2 separate regions of the Homo sapiens genome follow, and region 1 is linked to region 2. A link is an interaction called in ENCODE POLR2A ChIA-PET data of the cell type or tissue named here. Cell type or tissue: GM12878. All regions are shown on one strand. Links, peaks and the distances in the headings refer to the core of each region. The heading gives the core; the rest is flanking DNA.

Region 1 (5,332 bases), core at 1,218-3,717, 150 kb before region 2:
TTCCCTATTAGTAACATTTTTTTTTAAAGGTATAAAATTATAGTGAGTAAATTGCCTTTATTTCTACAGTATTGGTCTACCTGGGTTTTTCAGGGATCCCTGAAAAGAGACTTTCAAAATTAGAGCCCATCTGGGCACAAGTAAAATAAGTCATAAAGTACTTAAGTTGTAGGGGTAAGGAGACAATAAAATACAAGGCTTTTGTTCTTTGGAATGGAAAATGCATTTATAATTTGAGATTCTGTAGATGAACATTTATTCTGCTTTGTATGTGATTATCTTAGTCCAAAAATCTAGCCGTTATAACTTTGAAGAAATTATTTCTGCTGTTTCTCTGGCATATTGTTTCACAATTTTTCTTTGCTGATGTTGCAAAGGTTCCCTGTTTGTTTAATTTGCTTAATGAAGAGACTCATATGCAGGATGGTTAAGGTGGTACCTTGGGGGTAGTAGCTGGGACTTTGAAGTTTGCGTTAGGAGGTATATCTTAATAGAGCAGGGGGATTCTCTTTTCCACAAAACGGGATATAATGTTTAGAAGGTTTCAGACTTAACGGCCTTGAAAGATGACGCTTTGTGGAGGGGAACGCTACACACTGGGGCCTGTGGGGAGGATGGCGGGAGGGAGAGCATCAGGAAGAAGAGCTGATGGATGCTGGGCTTAACCCGGGGAGATGGGTTGAGCTGTGCAGCAAACCACCATGATACGTTTACCTGTGTCACAAACCTGCACATCCTGCACATGTACCCTGTAACTTAAGGTTGAAGGGGGAAAAAAAAAAAAAAGAAACATGATGCTTTGGTTCTTTTAAGAACAGGTGAGGAATAGGAATCAAGTGGTTTCACTGTTTGTTGTTTGATGGACCTAGAGGTTTAAAGCTGATAATTTCTTCAGACTGATGTGCTCAGGGTTTTTATGTAAAGGTGGACAAAATTTGGAACAAATTTGAAACATCAAAGGCTCAAAAACTAGATACAACGGACCAAAAACAAAACCAAAAATATTGTGCTTTTGGTTCTGCTAGGCAAATTAGAATCTTTTCATTGTCTGGTGTTGCATTTTTTTTTTTTTAAAGACAGTTCACTTTTTTAAAGTTTACTGGTTAGTTTCATTTGTTTTTATTGCATTTTTTTTTTCAATTTGAGGAGGCTTATATCTCCTCCACGGGGGACCCTGCTGAACAAGGACCTGCCATTGTCATGTGACTGGTTAAAGCAGAGGCCTTCACTTAACTTGGCAAATGAAAAACTAAAAGGAAGCAACTTTTACTTCTGGTTGTTTTCTCACTATACACATCAAGCCTTAGCCAGATAAAAATGCTTGGATATTTGTATCATTGTCTTAGTTGGAGACATTATGTTGCCCTTTTTAACTAAAAAGATACAAGTGAAATCTGTCACCTTTTTTTGTTCTCTGTTTAGTTTCTTTCTTTATTGAGTTTTTCCAGCTTTACTGAGGTATAATTGACACATGGTATGTATTTAAGGTGGTATTTTCGTTCTTTAAAGACTGCACAGTTGCCTTTGCTCAGGTTACTCCTCCTGCCAAGTGTTCGCAATTCCGCTCTTTCAGGTTTTTACTTCCTTGTGTCCTTAAAGCTTCTCTTCTGTTACACATTTTCATCCCAGATGTTAGTTGCTTTAATAGTCTACTTTCTTTCCTTTTCATCTCTGAAACTGGGTTGTAGTTATTATACCATTTCAGTGCTAATAGCCTACCGTGATGTTCTTGCCATTTTATGTTAATGATGACTTAGGTCATCTTCCCTGACTTGTAAAGTTGAATGTGACATCTGTAATTTTAGCTTTCCCAAGGAACTTATATAGGAGTCTGACATTTATTGAGTGGCTACTTGGTGATGCTATTGCTAGGCATTTCACAGATTCAGATCTCACAATGATAAAAAATAAAGGTGTAGGAAAGTTTGAGTTTAGATAAATGTATAGATGATAAATCTAGAACAGACTGTTAAAGAGAGTTAGGATATTTGGGTACATTTTTGGTTGACATCCAAGTTAACAAGGCCCTCTGCAAATGTTACTGGATATTGATAGAGAAGGCTGGATTGAATAGGTGTGGCCTAGTTGAGAAATGAAATTTAATGATAGAACACTTGTAAAACACCAGAATTATATGCCTGATGCAAATGGAATGGTGTTTGAAAAATCTTATTTTCTTCCTGACATTTTTAGGAACAGCCTGTGTTTAATATGGACTTTGAAATATAATGTCATGGTAACTTTTAGAAATGGGGTGGTAGATACGCCCTTGTAATTTAGTAATTGATACATTGTTTTTTGAACTACCAGAGTGAGGATTTTAAAAGAATTAAATTATTCAGGTTTAACTGTATATACTCTTAAAGAAAAATGTGATATCTGATTACCTTAGAAATGGTAGTTTCTTTTAATTTTGCAATTTTAGAAGTTTAAGAAAAACCAAACCACTTACTATTTTTAAAACTGCAAAATTGTGTGAGTTTAAAAAATTCATTTCTTACAAGGAAGAGGGGCCGCCCTTTCCCAAGAAGTAATTGCTAGAAAGAGTTGGGATATGTGTGTGTTTATTGCCAGACATTACCTGTGCATATACAAACATGAGGTATTGTGTGTGTGTCACCCCCACTCCCCCCAAAATTTAAAACTGCAGGTTTATTTGCTTTTTCACCTAACAGTGTATATTTTTGGTTGTCATCATGTTTCATTCCATGTCAAAACTCTTGTGTGCATTTTAATTTCCCATGATCTTCAATGTCTATCATATTGAAAGGTTTGGTTATATAATACTGTTTGCACATTTTCATTTTATTAAACAATAATTTTATTAGTTTCCTAGGGCTGCCATAACAAAGTGCCAGAAACTGTGTGTGGATTATAATACTGTATTGTTACTGTACCTTTTCTACGTTTAGATGTGTTTAGAGACATGAATACTTACCATTGTGTTACAGTTACCTACAGGATCCAGTACAGTCATATGCTGTACAGGTTTGTGGCCTAGGAGCAAGAGGCTAGACCACATAGCCTAAGTGTGTAGTGGGCTGTACCATCTAGGTTTGCGTGAGTACACTCTATGACATACGCACCATGATGAAATTGCTTAACAGTCAATTTCTCAGAATGTATCCCTGTCATTAAGTGGTGCATGCCTGTAACAGAAATTTATCGTCCTAACAATTCTGTAGGCTAGAAGTCCAGAATCAGGATGTCGACAGGGTTGGTTCCCTCTGAGGGCTATGAGGAGACTCTCTTCCATTTTCTACCCTAGCTACTGGTGGTTTTCTGGCAGTGGATGCATCATTCCAATCTTTTCACATGGCATTCTCCCTGTGTCTCTGTCTCCATTTTGTCTTCCTTCTATGCCTGTGTCCGAATTTTCCCTTTCTACACAGACACCAGTCACACTGGATTAGGGTCCACCCTAATGACTTCATTGTAACTTGATTACTTCTGTAAAGACCCTATTTCAAAATAAGGTCATATTCTGAGATATTGGGGCTTAAGACTTAAACGTACCTTTATTAGGGAACACAGTTCACCCAGTAAAACTAATGGCGCAATCAGGTCCATTGCAATTAATGTCAAGGAATATTCATTAAGTTGGGTTATGTGCTAGACCCTAGAGATTCAAAGCTGTTTAAGTTCCAAAGGGCTTGCAGTCTAGTTGGGGAGACCAGCTTTGTGTATAATAATGTAAACTGATACAAACTTGATAAGCTGTATTTTGATGTGTACAGGGAAGACAGACTGGTATTTGGAGTGAGGCCTGCATCAGTTGGAGAAGGAAGGCTTTTGGGAGTGGTGGGGAGGGAAGCTTGGTGGAATTTGAAAGGTAACTTGGAGAAAAATGAAGAGGACAAAGGTCCTGGCGAGGAAGTGAGAAGTGAATTAAAATAACAAGAGAGAAATAAGGTTAAGTGATTAAAATTACTTACATGATTTAATGTTTCAGTAATTTTGTCCTCAAACTTGTTAAATTGATTGGGTTCATATTGGTTTAGGGAAAAATCTTCTATAAACTTATATTTTTTTTAAAAAAAGGCATGTATATGTTGTTAAAAATCACATTTGTAGCTTACAGAACTCATTTTTGCTAAAAATGAGCTAATGAAAAGTACTTCTGATACAGCGGGTAAAGGAAAGTGGGAGAGATCATACCTAGAACATCCACTTTTTCCCAAAGTAATGACGGGGAATTATGTACACCTCTATATAATGACGGGATTATATACACCTCTTTGTGATCTTAGGTCCATTTCAACTACAGCATTCTGTTTTTTAGCTTAATGTATGTAAAACTTATCAAGCAAAAAGGGATCAGAAGTGGTTTTCTAGAAAATTTATTGAAAATAAAAAACCAACAAAACATGATTACCACATTAGTGAAAATAACTATTACGCAGAATATATTTTTGTAACATACCTGCTGTGAAGAAACTTCACCAATGTCAGTATTTACATTTCAGATTACTTTGTTATTATTAGTTCATTTTTTCCAAACAAAAACTGTGAAATCTATGAGATGGACCCATAGAGAGGAGTAGTCTGTTTTACAGGTAAGGAAATTAACAAATAGATTATTTCAGACTCCAGTGATTTGATTTTAGGATTCTGCCTGAGACCTCTCCGTATTTAGTCTAGTGCTTTTGCCGCCGGATCATGCTGTTACTAATGTAGGTGTAGATGCTTCTTCCCCCTAAAGACAACCATAAAATCATTTTTTCTCTCTCTCTCTTTTGTTTTTTTGAGACGGAATCTTGCTCTGTCGCCCAGGCTGGAGTGCAGTGGTGTGATTTCGGCTCACTGCAACCTCCACCTCCCAGGTTCAAGCAATTCTTCCTGCCTTAGCCTCCTGAGTACCTGGGATTACAGGTGCCTGCCACCATGCCCAGCTAATTTTTGTATTTTGTTTAGTAGAGATGGGGTTTCACCATGTTGGCCAGGCTGGTCTCAAACTTCTGACCTCAGGTGATCCGCCTGTCTTGGCTTCCCAAAGTGCTGGGATTACAGGCGTGAGCCACTGCCCCCCCAGCCTCTTTCTTTCTTAATACTCATAAATATCCAATCATTGTTGAAATTACCTGATTGTCTCAAATGATTATAGTTGGATCCATAATGATCATCGTTGCGTTTCGTCACTATATCTCTTAAATGTGGATCCCTGTTTCTTTTTTATTATAGTTTATCTTTTGAGGAAATCAGATTGTCACATAGCTTTTTTCATTTTCTGTACTTTGCTGATTGCATCCCCTTTGTGATGTTTAACATGTTCTTCCATCCTTTGTGTTTTCTGTAATCTGGTAGATTAAGAGGCCTGAACCAGATTCCTTGA
Region 2 (5,332 bases), core at 1,032-3,531:
CCTCCTCCTATCTCCTCTCTCTTTCCCATGAATAAATGTCACAAGCCCCACAACAGCAGAGGAGGGAATCTGTGGCAAAGAGAAGACCCCACAACTACAAGTCCCTGGAGCTGGAAGCCCCGCACCAGCCTTCTCCATAACCGGAGCCCACCTGTGAATGCCCCCAGAGCAGCCCAGGCGCTGGCCATGGGGTGAGGGGCAGGGAGGAGTGGTAAGCAAGCCTAAGGAGGGCGGGGCTGGGCGGCACTCAGCGCTCGGCACTCAGCGCTCGGCACTCAGCACTCGGCACTCGGCTGGTTAAACCAACGGAGACTATGTGCAGTTAATGGCACTTTCTCATTAAGCAGTTATTAAAAATGGGGTAGTTCTTCCTTGCTAGGTGCTATGCCATCCGTTTCTATGCACTGAGATCTTCAGTGAAACCTGGTTGGCTTCAGCCTGGAAAAGCATGGGCCGTTGCTGCCGGGAGCACTCCCAGGGCAGGTGCGGGAGCCAGCTGTCCAGGTCTGCGCCTGGGATGCTGCTAGGGGAGGCAGAGGTGACAAGAAAGGTCCTCGTTTCCCAGCAGGTGCGGCACGGCGGCTTTCCTCCTTAGCAGGAGCACTCCAGGCGTCTCTGGTGTGCACACATGCTGGGGTGTGCTTGGGAAATCAATTCCTGAGCTGAAAGGCGGCCTCTCCAGCTGGTGCCGCCCCGGGAGGCGGCGCGCTGCTAATGGCTTGGTGTGACTTCCCGCAGAGGAAAGTAGGGAGGCCCCGGGGGGTGGGGGTGGGGGGAAAGAGGAGGCCTGTCCCCAGGGGGGCCCACAGGTAACATTCTTTTGGGAGACAGTGAAAATTTGCAAATGTTAGCTGAGCAAGCCTCTTTAACCAGGAGCCAGGCTCTGTGATGGGCCCTTGGGATTCAGATCTGGATGACCTGTTCCTGCCCTCTCCTTGTCCAGTGGGGGAGATAGACAGACACACAGCCACATTCAATCTGCAACAGAGGCAAGCGCCGGGCCTGAGGGGAGCAAAGAACCCAGACCGAGGGGCAGAAGCACATCCCCAGGGAAGGAGCAGCTCAGCTGTTTCTCAGAAGGACGCAGGTGGAAGGGGGGACACTGGCACTCACTCAGTGCCATGTGCCAAGCACTGTGCTGGGCACTTCCCCCTCCTCTTGTCTCATGACCTCCTCTATAGAAGGGGAACCAAGGTTCAGAGAGGGTACCTAGCTGGCCTGCCATGGGAGCCGCCCGAGCCTCCGCTGTGCCACTCTGCCCACCTTTTGCCAGGGCCGAAGGAAAGATGCTCTAGGCTGTGTGAACTATGTTTTCTAATCTCCGTATTGGATGCTTTGACATCTGGGGACTTGCTGACCTGGAAGGGACTGCTCCTACCAGGGTTAGCTGATTCCTAGAGAAAGCAAATGATGCGGCCAGGAGCTAGTGTGAGCTTTCCCATTCCAGGGCCTTAGTCCCCTGCCCTGATCACCCCAGAGCCAGGCACCGAGCAGCTGGGGACAGCGCCTGTGCCCTAGAGCTCACTGCAATCACTCAAGCCAGCCAATCCTGAGCCTGCTCACTCCCCCTCACCCATTCCTTCCCATGGAAACCACAGGAAAGGCTCTTGGCCCACGTATTCCCTGCTGCCTCTGCCACCAGGCAACCCCGGTGCTTCCTGTGTGGCGTGGCGTGCCCAATCTCCACCCCGCCGGGATCTGTCACAGCTATCTTTTCAGTAGCAGTTGTCTCCTGATCTATTGGCTTCACCATACCTGAAAAATAATATGACCTATATTTTAAAACACAAGCAGAGGGAGTTGCTGGTGTGGCTCCAACAGGAGCGAGTCGTGTACATCCTGTGAGCTGTTTGTGAGGTGGGGACCTGGGAGGGTGGGCAGAGGCCAGTGGGGTCCCTGGATCAGCCTTGCATCCTGAAGGTGCTTAGGGGGCTCCTGAGGATGTGAAGCAGGTTTGTGTTATAGAGCAATCCACCAGGAACAACACACACAGATGAGAGAGAGAGAGAGAGAGAGAGAGAGAGAGAGAGAGAGAGAGAGATTGACAGAGACAGAGAGACAAAGAGAGACAGGGCCCCTTTATCGTAATCTCAGTGGGACAAGAAGAGATGGAACTGAGGCACGATTGGTGGGAATGGGGCAGAGGAGACAGGTCTGCCTTGAGGAGACACGATGGTGCAGGTGAGGTGCTGGTTTAATGAGGAGGTGGGGTGATGGGGAGGAGGCGGAGTTTGGTGAGCCAGTGCATTGGTGGTGGCGGCTCACTGAGATGGGACCAGCTGGGCTGACTGCCTTGGAACACCCCATTCTCATGATGGGAGCCACAAGACTTTCAGATCTTTGAATCCAGGGCTCAGAAAAGCAGATTACAGTAGAGGATTCCAGTTCTGTGTGAGACTTGTCCTTTTATATAACAGTGCTAACCTCATTTATCTTTTGTAATTGGTTATTGTTAAACAACCCTCAAAAATTTAACCAAAGGCCTAACTGCAAACAACCACGTGATAAAGAACAAGCACCTTTTATATGTCAAGATCTCCCCTTAGGGAATTCAAAGATGCTGTTTTTCGGTGTCCCTTAAGAAAAGTTACCACCTCCCATGTCAAAGGACCTGGGAAAGCTTGGGTTTAGAAGTGGAATAACTGTGATGAAGCATTTAAAAATGGGTTTTGATTTGAAATCTGAGATTGATCGGGCAGGCATCCAATATTCTGGAATCACAAACATTCAAAGTTCAGACAGGCCAAAAATGACAGATGAACAGAAGAAAGCATCTTGTGCTGGTTGAGGACCAGGGAACAGAAGTGGGCCCGAAAGGCGGGGTTTATGTTCTGAGCCAGTTCTGAAAGGGCCGTGGGAATTGTCTGGCCCTGAAAGGGGGTTAGGTGTAGGGGAGAGCCCTTGGATCCCACATCCAGGTCCTGACAACTGAAAGATTAAAGAACATGCATGCATATGTGTGTGTGTGTGTGCGTGTGTGTGTGCGTGTGTGTGCCTGTGTGTGTTTGCGTGTGCGTGTGTGTGTGCATGTGTTGCAGGGGAGGTGATCATGAGATTTTACTGCAGTAGCGAAAGGGCTGCTGCAGGAGAGCCTCATAGATGTTAGGTGGTTGAGAAATCCCAAGGGAGAAGATGTGATCCTTATTCCCAAGAGCTTCCAGACTGTGGAGGTGACCAGGCATATGCGAAGGTCCTTCAGATACTTCGGAGGCAGAATAAACACTGTATGAAGGATTCAAGCCATAGCCATAAAAGTCAAAGCTATGTGAAGTGAGGGCAGATCCCCTTGGGTGGTGCGGAGAAGGCAACTGGGAAGGGCTGAGCCCCAGAGCAGAGTACTCCGCCTTCTGATGAGCTCTTGTCCTTCTCAACACCACGTTCCTCCCCCTGAGTAGCGTCTCAAGAGCTGAGGTTGAGTCTCCTGCCCCAGATGGGCTCAAGCCATTAAGACCTTGGAGAATAGTAACGGATCCTGTAGAGTCGTGCGCTAGTATGGGATGGTACCGTATAGCGCAGCACAGGTGCCCATCCTGTCCTGAGGTGGATTTTTCTCAGGGTTTTCTGAGAGGAGGAGGAGCGGACGAGCTTTTTTTCATCTTCTAAGGAATCACTGAGTCCATTCAACACCTTAAAAGCAGAAAAGGCAAAAACCAGAAAAGCAGAAAAGGCATAAAGAAAATGAAAAAGCAAAAAATGAAACAATACTTGCCACACGATGACAGATGAAGAGTTAGTATCCTTACTCTATAAAGCTCATGTGAACAGGTAAGAAAAATACTGAGGCTACAGCAGGACCTGTGCACAGGATGTATGGGAACGCCTCTTCCAGGCTGGGAGAGGCTGCTCCCAAAATAGAGGCTGCTCCCAAAATAGAGGCAGAGAAATGCCAGGAAGTCATGGAGCTTCCCTTGCAGCTATGATATGGACATGCATCCCTGGGCACATGTCCCCGGACACAACTAACTTGAGGAGGATTCTGAGGCTTTGGGAAAGACACAGGAGACAGCAGCTGCCCACATTTGTTGGCTTGTGGCCCCTTCCTCTCATCACTCCCAACCCTGCTTCCATCACGTCTCTTTTCTCTATTTCTGAGTTTCCTGCCTCCTCATATAAGGACTCTGTGATTACATTGGGCTCACCTGGATAATGCCCCATGTCAAGGACCTAAACTCAATCACATCTGCAGAATCCCCTTTGCCATGTAAGGTGACATATTCACAGGTTCCGGAGAGTAGGAGGGGGACATCTTTGGGGGCCGTTATTCCAACTACCGCACAGGTATTTCAAACTTAACTTGTCAAAAACTTAAATCCCTTATTCCTGTCCTCTCCAAACACTATTTGTCCCCATTTTTCCATGGAATTTCTGTGGCCTCATCATCCACACAGTTGTCTAGCCCAGCAACTTGAGTGTCATCTTCAGCACCTCGTCTCTCACCTCCCACACCCTGTAGCCATCTGTGAATGTTTGCTGAGTGTCTACTGTGTGCCAGGCACTCATCTAGGCTCAGAAGACAAAGAGATGAACAGACATATGGGGTCTCTGCTTGGAGGGCAAATAAGATAATATCACTTAGTATACAGTGCTCTTAAAAAACCAGGCAGTGTGATGTATAGACTTGCTGGAGGTTACTTTAAATTTTGTGGTCAGGGGAGGTCTCTTTGAGGATGTAACATTTAATCTGGGATTTGATAAGAAGGAATCAGTCATGCAAAAGTTTCCAGGCAGTGCAGCCAAGGTTGGGGAAACAGCTTGGGCAAAAGCTCTAAAATAGGAATAAGCCTGTGTGTTTCAAATAACAGGAGAGGGTGAATGTGGCTGGAGCTCACAGGGAAGAGTGAGATGAGGCCAGAGGAGGTAGGAGAGGAGTCTCCTAGGGCCTGGGAGACCCGAGCAAGGACTTTGAATGTTACTTTCAGGATGTAAGCTTTAATCTCTCAACTCCATCTCCCTTCTGCCCTTTCAGCCTGACCAACCACCATCTCTCACTTGGACTATTGCAGCTGTCTTCTACCCAGACTCCCTCCTCCACCTTTGCTTCCTCTGACACAGTTTCCATAGAAAAACCAAAGTGATCTTTTGAAGAGGATGCAGTACTTTGGTGTATTCAACATCTTTTCCAACCTCCTCCCAGTGTGCCTTTCTCTCCTGCAGAAGCTGGAAAGGTGAGGACTGTATTTCCTAGACTCCATGAAATGTAGATTCCAACTTAGGCTCTGCTTAAGTCAAATGTAGGTGACCTGAGCTAGTGCAGAGTGAGGCAGGGAGAGTGGTGGCAGGGGGCAGGTGTTCACTTCTGCAGCTGGGTCCAGCAGGTGTGGGTCTAGGGGTC

What was found. ChIA-PET counts read pairs that join two places held together with the same protein. Peaks named below come from ENCODE experiments on the same cell type or tissue, not always from the same donor. Only the 100,000 strongest peaks of a DNase experiment are listed, where the experiment ranks them.
Region 1: POLR2A ChIA-PET joins it to region 2 with 6 read pairs; 4 of 35 experiments call an interaction of 5 or more read pairs at or near these places.

The regions. Positions count from the first base shown.
Region 1 is chr13:27,156,236-27,161,567 of GRCh38, reverse strand. The region is part of intron 1 of USP12 (ubiquitin specific peptidase 12); the gene reads left to right. The region is part of intron 1 of USP12-AS1 (USP12 antisense RNA 1); the gene reads right to left. Among named protein-coding and RNA genes, the nearest start is that of USP12, 13 kb to the left of the region's middle. In GM12878, for the core only: no CTCF peak of the experiment used is centred there; no DNase peak of the experiment used is centred there; H3K4me3 peaks cover 309 bases; H3K27ac peaks cover 390 bases.
Region 2 is chr13:27,001,966-27,007,297 of GRCh38, reverse strand. No RefSeq gene overlaps it. Among named protein-coding and RNA genes, the nearest start is that of USP12-AS1, 120 kb to the left of the region's middle. In GM12878, for the core only: no CTCF peak of the experiment used is centred there; no DNase peak of the experiment used is centred there; H3K27me3 peaks cover 293 bases.